Linked DNA regions of Homo sapiens: region 1 is linked to region 2. Evidence: chromatin loops called from intact Hi-C (ENCODE). Cell type or tissue: natural killer cell. All regions are shown on one strand. Links, peaks and the distances in the headings refer to the core of each region. The heading gives the core; the rest is flanking DNA. Region 1 has its middle 24 kb from the start of ARHGAP10. Region 2 overlaps EDNRA (endothelin receptor type A).

Evidence for each region. A loop is a pair of places that touch in the nucleus more often than their neighbours do. Peaks named below come from ENCODE experiments on the same cell type or tissue, not always from the same donor. Only the 100,000 strongest peaks of a DNase experiment are listed, where the experiment ranks them.
Region 1: it touches region 2 in a loop (19-fold over the local background); 6 of 110 quality-filtered maps call a loop at or near these places.

What each region holds. Positions count from the first base shown.
Region 1 is chr4:147,706,666-147,709,586 of GRCh38, reverse strand. No RefSeq gene overlaps it. Among named protein-coding and RNA genes, the nearest start is that of ARHGAP10, 24 kb to the left of the region's middle. In natural killer cell, for the core only: CTCF peaks have their summits at 993 and 1,193; a DNase peak (open chromatin) is centred at 1,236.
Region 2 is chr4:147,517,260-147,520,180 of GRCh38, reverse strand. EDNRA (endothelin receptor type A) reads right to left here. Exons shown (of 8, transcript NM_001957.4): 3 at 203-330. Among named protein-coding and RNA genes, the nearest start is that of EDNRA, 38 kb to the right of the region's middle. In natural killer cell, for the core only: a CTCF peak has its summit at 1,177 (motif pointing left); a DNase peak (open chromatin) is centred at 1,140.

The DNA.
Region 1 (2,921 bases), core at 159-2,658, 190 kb before region 2:
TTTCTCTCTTTCGAGTCTCACTCTGTTGCCCAAGCTGGAATGCAGTGGTGCAATGCAGTGAGCTCACCACAGCCTCTGCCTCCAGGGTTCAAATGCTTCTCGAGCCTCAACCTCCCAAATAGCTGGAATTACAGGCACGCGCCACCAGGCCCCATTAATTTTTGCATTTTTAGCAGAGACGGAGGTTTCGCCATATTGGACAGGCAAATCTCAAACTCCTGACCTCAAGTGATCCGCCTGCCTCGGCCTCCCAAAGTGCTGGGATTACAGGCGTGAGCCACTGTTCCCAGCCTTATTTCTTGGTCACATGCTAAACAAGGGGTGGATTATTTATAAATTTTCCGGGAAAGGGGTGGGCAATTCCCAGAATTGAGGGTTCCTCCCCTTTTTAAATCATATAGGGTAACTTCCTGACATTGCCATGGCATTTGTAAACTGTCATGGCACTGGTGGGAGTGTCTTTTAGCATGCTAATGCATTATAATTAGCATATAATGAACAGCGAGGATGACCAGAAGTCATTCTCGTCACTGTCTCGGTTTTGGTGGGTTTTGGTGGGTTTTCACCAGCTTCCTTACCACAACCTGTTTTATCAGCAAGGTCTTTGTGACCTGTACCTTGTGCTGACCTCCTTTCTCATCCTGTAACTTAGAATGCCTAACCTGTTGGGAATGCAGCCCAGTAGCTCTCAGCCTCATTTTACCCAGCCCCTATTCAAGATGGAGGCACTCTGGTTCAAATGCCTCTGACAACATGCCCTCAGATTCTCTTTCAGCAAGTTGAACTTTTATTTTCTTTTGGTAAACAACTTCATACCTCCTGATGATTTGGTTTATGGTATAATCACTCCGCCCTGAGTCCTCCCAGCTCTAACTTATTTAGAACTTTGAAAACTTGTTTCCTCTCTTAAAACAAAACAAAACAAAACAAAACAAAACAAAAACCTGGCTCTTATAATAAAAAGCCTACTGTTTCACCTTTGATTTTAAAATTCCATTCAGAAACGCAGTTGTCATCTTCGTTCTTGGCTATGTCACCCTTATCCTGAAGCAACCAATTGCTTTGATTTAGTGGGTGAAGAGGGATGCCTGGTGGTTGGGAGAGAAACTGTAAAACCTGTGAAGAAGAGAAATAGTAATTATGATATCCGATTGTATCCCACTACATTAATCAGGAAGTGTGTTTATTAGCAAATATGTGATAAATGGCAATCAAGGGTGATACAGGCCCCCTAGTGGGCATTTGGAACTGTGCATGACATTTCTAGTCACAGTGACTTCGGGATTTAGTGGCATTTAGTAGGCATAGGGCAGGGATAGTAAATATACTGAAATGTGCAGAACAAGTCCATATACAATGTCAATAGCTCCCTGATAAAAATACGAAAAACATTCTTCTCTGCTGGGGCTTTTCCAGTCTCTGGCCCCATCCATGTTACTATAGGACACAGCCCCAGGGCCCTCTGCTTAGGCATCAGGTCCTACTTGCTTACTTCTGAGACCTGACTCTTCCTCTCCACAATTCCCTGGGACTAGCCTGACTCCCCCACACCGCCCCGCCCCATAACATCTTTGTGTCTGTCCAGCCTGAGTTGTTTGGGAGAAAAGCAAGGTGTCTCACCAGGAGGTATGTTTAGGTGTTCTGTCCTTTAACTTCAGGTTCCTCTTGTATCCTAAATCCATGAAGTGGCTTAAGGATTTTGACTCTGAACTTGCTTAGCCAGTTTCCTATAGAAATGCACAGAAATGGCCGGGTGCGGTGGCTCAACCCTCTAATCCCGGCACTTTGGGAGGCCGAGGCGGGCGGATCACAAGGTCAGGAGATCGAGACCATCCTGGCTAACACGGTGAAACCCCGTCTGTACTAAAAATACAAAAAATTAGCCGGGCGTGGTGGCAGGTGCCTGTAGTCCCAGCTGCCTGGGAGGCTGAGGCAGGAGAATGACGTGAACCCGGGAGGCGGAGCTTGCAGTGAGCTGAGATCACGCCGCTGCAGTCCGGCCTGGGCGAAAGAGCGAGACTCTGTCTCAAAAAAAAAAAAAAAAAAGAAATGCACAGAAATTATTCTCCTGGTTCCCACTGTCATTCCGATCATTGCTATGTGCAAGAGAAAAATGTGAAAGATCTTAAATTTCAGGCTGGGCGCAGTGTCTCATACTTATAATCCTGGCACTTTGGGAGGCCAAGGTGGGCAGATCACCTGAGGTTGGGAGTTTGAGACCAGCATGGCCAACATAGTGAAACCCCATCTCTACTAAAAATACAAAAATTAGCCAGGCGTGGTGGCACGTGCCTGTAGTCCCAGCTACTCGGGAGGCTGTGGCAAGGGAATCACTTGAACCTGGGAGGCGGAGGTTGCAGTGGGCTGAGATCATGCTATTGCCTGGACATTCATGAAAAGAGATCAAAATATGAACACTAACAGGAGTTTGAAAGAAGTTCATTTCAGTCCTCATAGATGACTTTGGGGGGATGGGTTCAAGACTTCATTAAAGGAAGTCACTGTAGATGTGGTGGAAATGGCAAAATTGGAAGTGGAGCCTGAAGACGTGACTGAATTGCTGCAATCTCATGACAGAACGTGAACAGATGCTTCTTATAGATGAGCAAAGAAAGTGGTTTCTTGAGATGGAATCTACTCCTGGTGAAGATATTGTGAACATTGTCAAAATGACAACAAACCATTTAGAATATTTATGAAATATTATCTAAATATTCTAACTTGGTTACTAAAGGAGCAGCAGAGTTTGAGAGGATTGACTCCAAGTTTTAAAGTTCTACTGTGAGTAAAATGCTATGAAACAGCATCATGTGCTACAGAGAAATCTTTCTCGAAAGGAAGAGTCAATTAATATAGCAAATTTTATTGTTGTCTTATTTAGAAATTGCCACAGCCACCCCAACTTTCAGCAACATCTACCA
Region 2 (2,921 bases), core at 129-2,628:
ATAATTGTCTGAGCCAAAGATGGCTAATAATCAGCAAATGTGGAAGGCAATTCTAAACAGCAAAGGCAAGATGGTTAATGCTTTAATTCACTTGAAGCTAATCAACAGCTGTCCTGGGCACGAATTCTCTTGACTTTTCTTCTTTTTGAGAAAAATGCTTTTCTAAGCCCAGCCAAAGAGCAAAGGGAAAGAACCACATTACCTGTCAACACTAAGAGCGCAGAGGTTGAGGACGGTGATCCCCACCGAGGACTTCTGCAAAAAGGGGAACAGCTTGCAAAGAAATACGCCAAAGTCATTGTGATCAAAAGGCCAGCGCCCAGCCAGCAGCTGAAAGAAGGAGACACAGTGGTAAGAAATGGTAGAGCTGGCACGGAGCATGTGGGCACTTACAGTTTTAGTTATGCGTCCCAACTTCTAAATTTTATTCACAGTGCTTTTCAGTTAGCACTGTAGCAAAAGAGTATTAGAATTGTTATTTTTTTCTTTCGTATTTTAAAGCCTCAGCAATTTTTAGTCTGGAAAGATATACAGATATAATTTATTATTATTAATATGTAGTAACATGAATATATTGTGATATATATTTAATACATAAAAATCAATATAGTGTATTAATATAATACATATATATTAAATATATTATAGTTATATAATACAATTTAATAACAGAAGAGATGTGCCTTTGATCTCACATCAACTAGTCACGCTGCCTACTTTTCAAACAGTAGTAAAAGTTTGGGATTTTGGGAGACAGCTCAACTGAGAAGCCGACAGTGGTTTTTTATCTGTGCTTACTAAACCATGAGTAAAGCAAATAATTTCAACTACTGGAATTGGCAGATTATATTGTCTCTGAAATTAAGAATGAAAGGTTAGGGAGAATACTGGAAAAAAACAAAGTGGTGTAGAAGCTACTAATTTTGGCAGCTAGCTAACACCTAAAGCCACTTTGAACTTACATTTTCCTCTGTGCTTAAGGGGCTGACTCTGCTTCAGTAGATGTGATGTAAGTGGCTTTTCTCTATTTAGGCTCAAACTTCCCCTTACTATACAGAAAAATGTGGTTACCTTGATCTGTTGGTATCACATGCAGAAAAATCTGTTCTTCCATGTTGACAATTTCCAACCTTGTTTGCAAGGCAAGAGTGGACACCCTCTAGTGGCTGTGCTGGGTAGCAGACACATAACAATAGCTACCAGTACTCTGTATTTGTCTAATTAGGTATTATACTAGGAGCATGGGCTTAAATAATAGCTCAGCTACCTAAAAGGGGGAAGGAAGTTCCTGCTGAACATATGATGCCTTTTCAAGTGTGAAAATGGTATTGATTTCCTTTCTAATTTTTTGCTTAGTGACTCAATTTAAACTTAACTCACTAGGAAACAGTATCCTACTAACTTGACAAACTCCTTTTTCTTTTTTTTTTGAAAAGTTCTTTTTGCCATAGTAACTCTAAGCTAAGCTTTGAATTTCTTTTCTACTATTTCCAAAAGATGATGTGAGGTTTAATTCCATGGTCAGTGTGATCCATAACACGAGTCCTTTGAAAGAGTTTGGGAAACCAGTACCCCGTAGATAAAGAATGAGAACTTGGTTACACAGGGCAGTCTCTCACTCTGTGATTTTTGGCTAAGACCCTATAAAACTTCATTATAGAGGTTTTCTCTCTTTAGTTTTCGTGATTACTTCCTTTCTTCTAAATAGTTTTTGAAAATAACCTTTTTCTTTAATCCAATAGTGCCTCTGGTTTCTTCTTCATCTCACTATAAACAGTCTCGATTGGTGTCTTCTCAAAATTTCCTCATAAACTTTTGTCCAAGGACAACCACAAAACTCTTTGCACAAACACTGCCTTCATTTCTTATGGTTTTCATGAAGCTGACAAATAATTATGCCATTGCTGACTGCTGGTTATTAATGCTTGGTGCAAGTAAAGACATAAAACACTATTTCTGAGATGAATCACCCTATAAAAACAAGAAAACCTGAAAACTACTTTTTATAGAATAAGAATTTAGAATTCTGGCTCAGAATTATAATTCTTCAAAGACCACAGATATATGTAATTAAAACAGTGTAGGCACGGTTATGGGATATACTCTGGAACAGTTGAATTGTTTGTTTGTTCATTCCCGGAGATTAAGAGGACCCTGATAATCCACATGAATGGATTTCCCAATTCACACATCTAACAATGAAAGAAAAGAAAAAGATGTTCTTGCTTAATAAGGGAGACTCTGAAATCCTGTGAAGGTCTCAGTGGCAAGTGCTAAGAAAATGATCCAGAAAAACCACAAATGAACATGGATTCTCTCAGATTCTTCCAATCTCAATTACATTTTTTCCTTTTACATGCTTCCTTAAACTTTTAACTAGGATTAGGTTAGGGTTAGGCATAAAGAAGGACAGAGAGGAAAGACATCATGGAATCAGTGGGAAGCAAAAAAGATCATGGAATTGTCTTTCTTTGAGACAAATAGGTGTGGTGTTGGTGGTGGTGTTCTTTTTCCTTTTCCTAGGAGTGAGCATTGATTCTTCTTGGGAATTATAGATAAAGGGGAAGGAAAGAAATCATTGGAGAAAATTATTAGGTGTAATCACTGTGTAGACTTCCCTAACTTGTATGTCCTTCATTCTGAAAGGATGTATGGGTAGTAAGTGTCCAATGCTGCTAGGAGGAAATTAGGTCCCTGCCTGTAGGCAACGTCCCCCTCTTTTCCTTTTCCTCTCTGGTTCCATGTGGCTTCCTCAAAGAGGCCCTCATTAACTATCTAACCTCAAGTAGAACCCGCTTGTTAATCTCTTCCATGGAACCAGTGTTGGAGCAGTCCTACATTCAAAGTGTCCTTTCAGCTTGCTCTGCTGGAGCAAGAGCAGGAGCAGGAGTCCTCATGGAGGCAAACAGTGGGGCTCACTG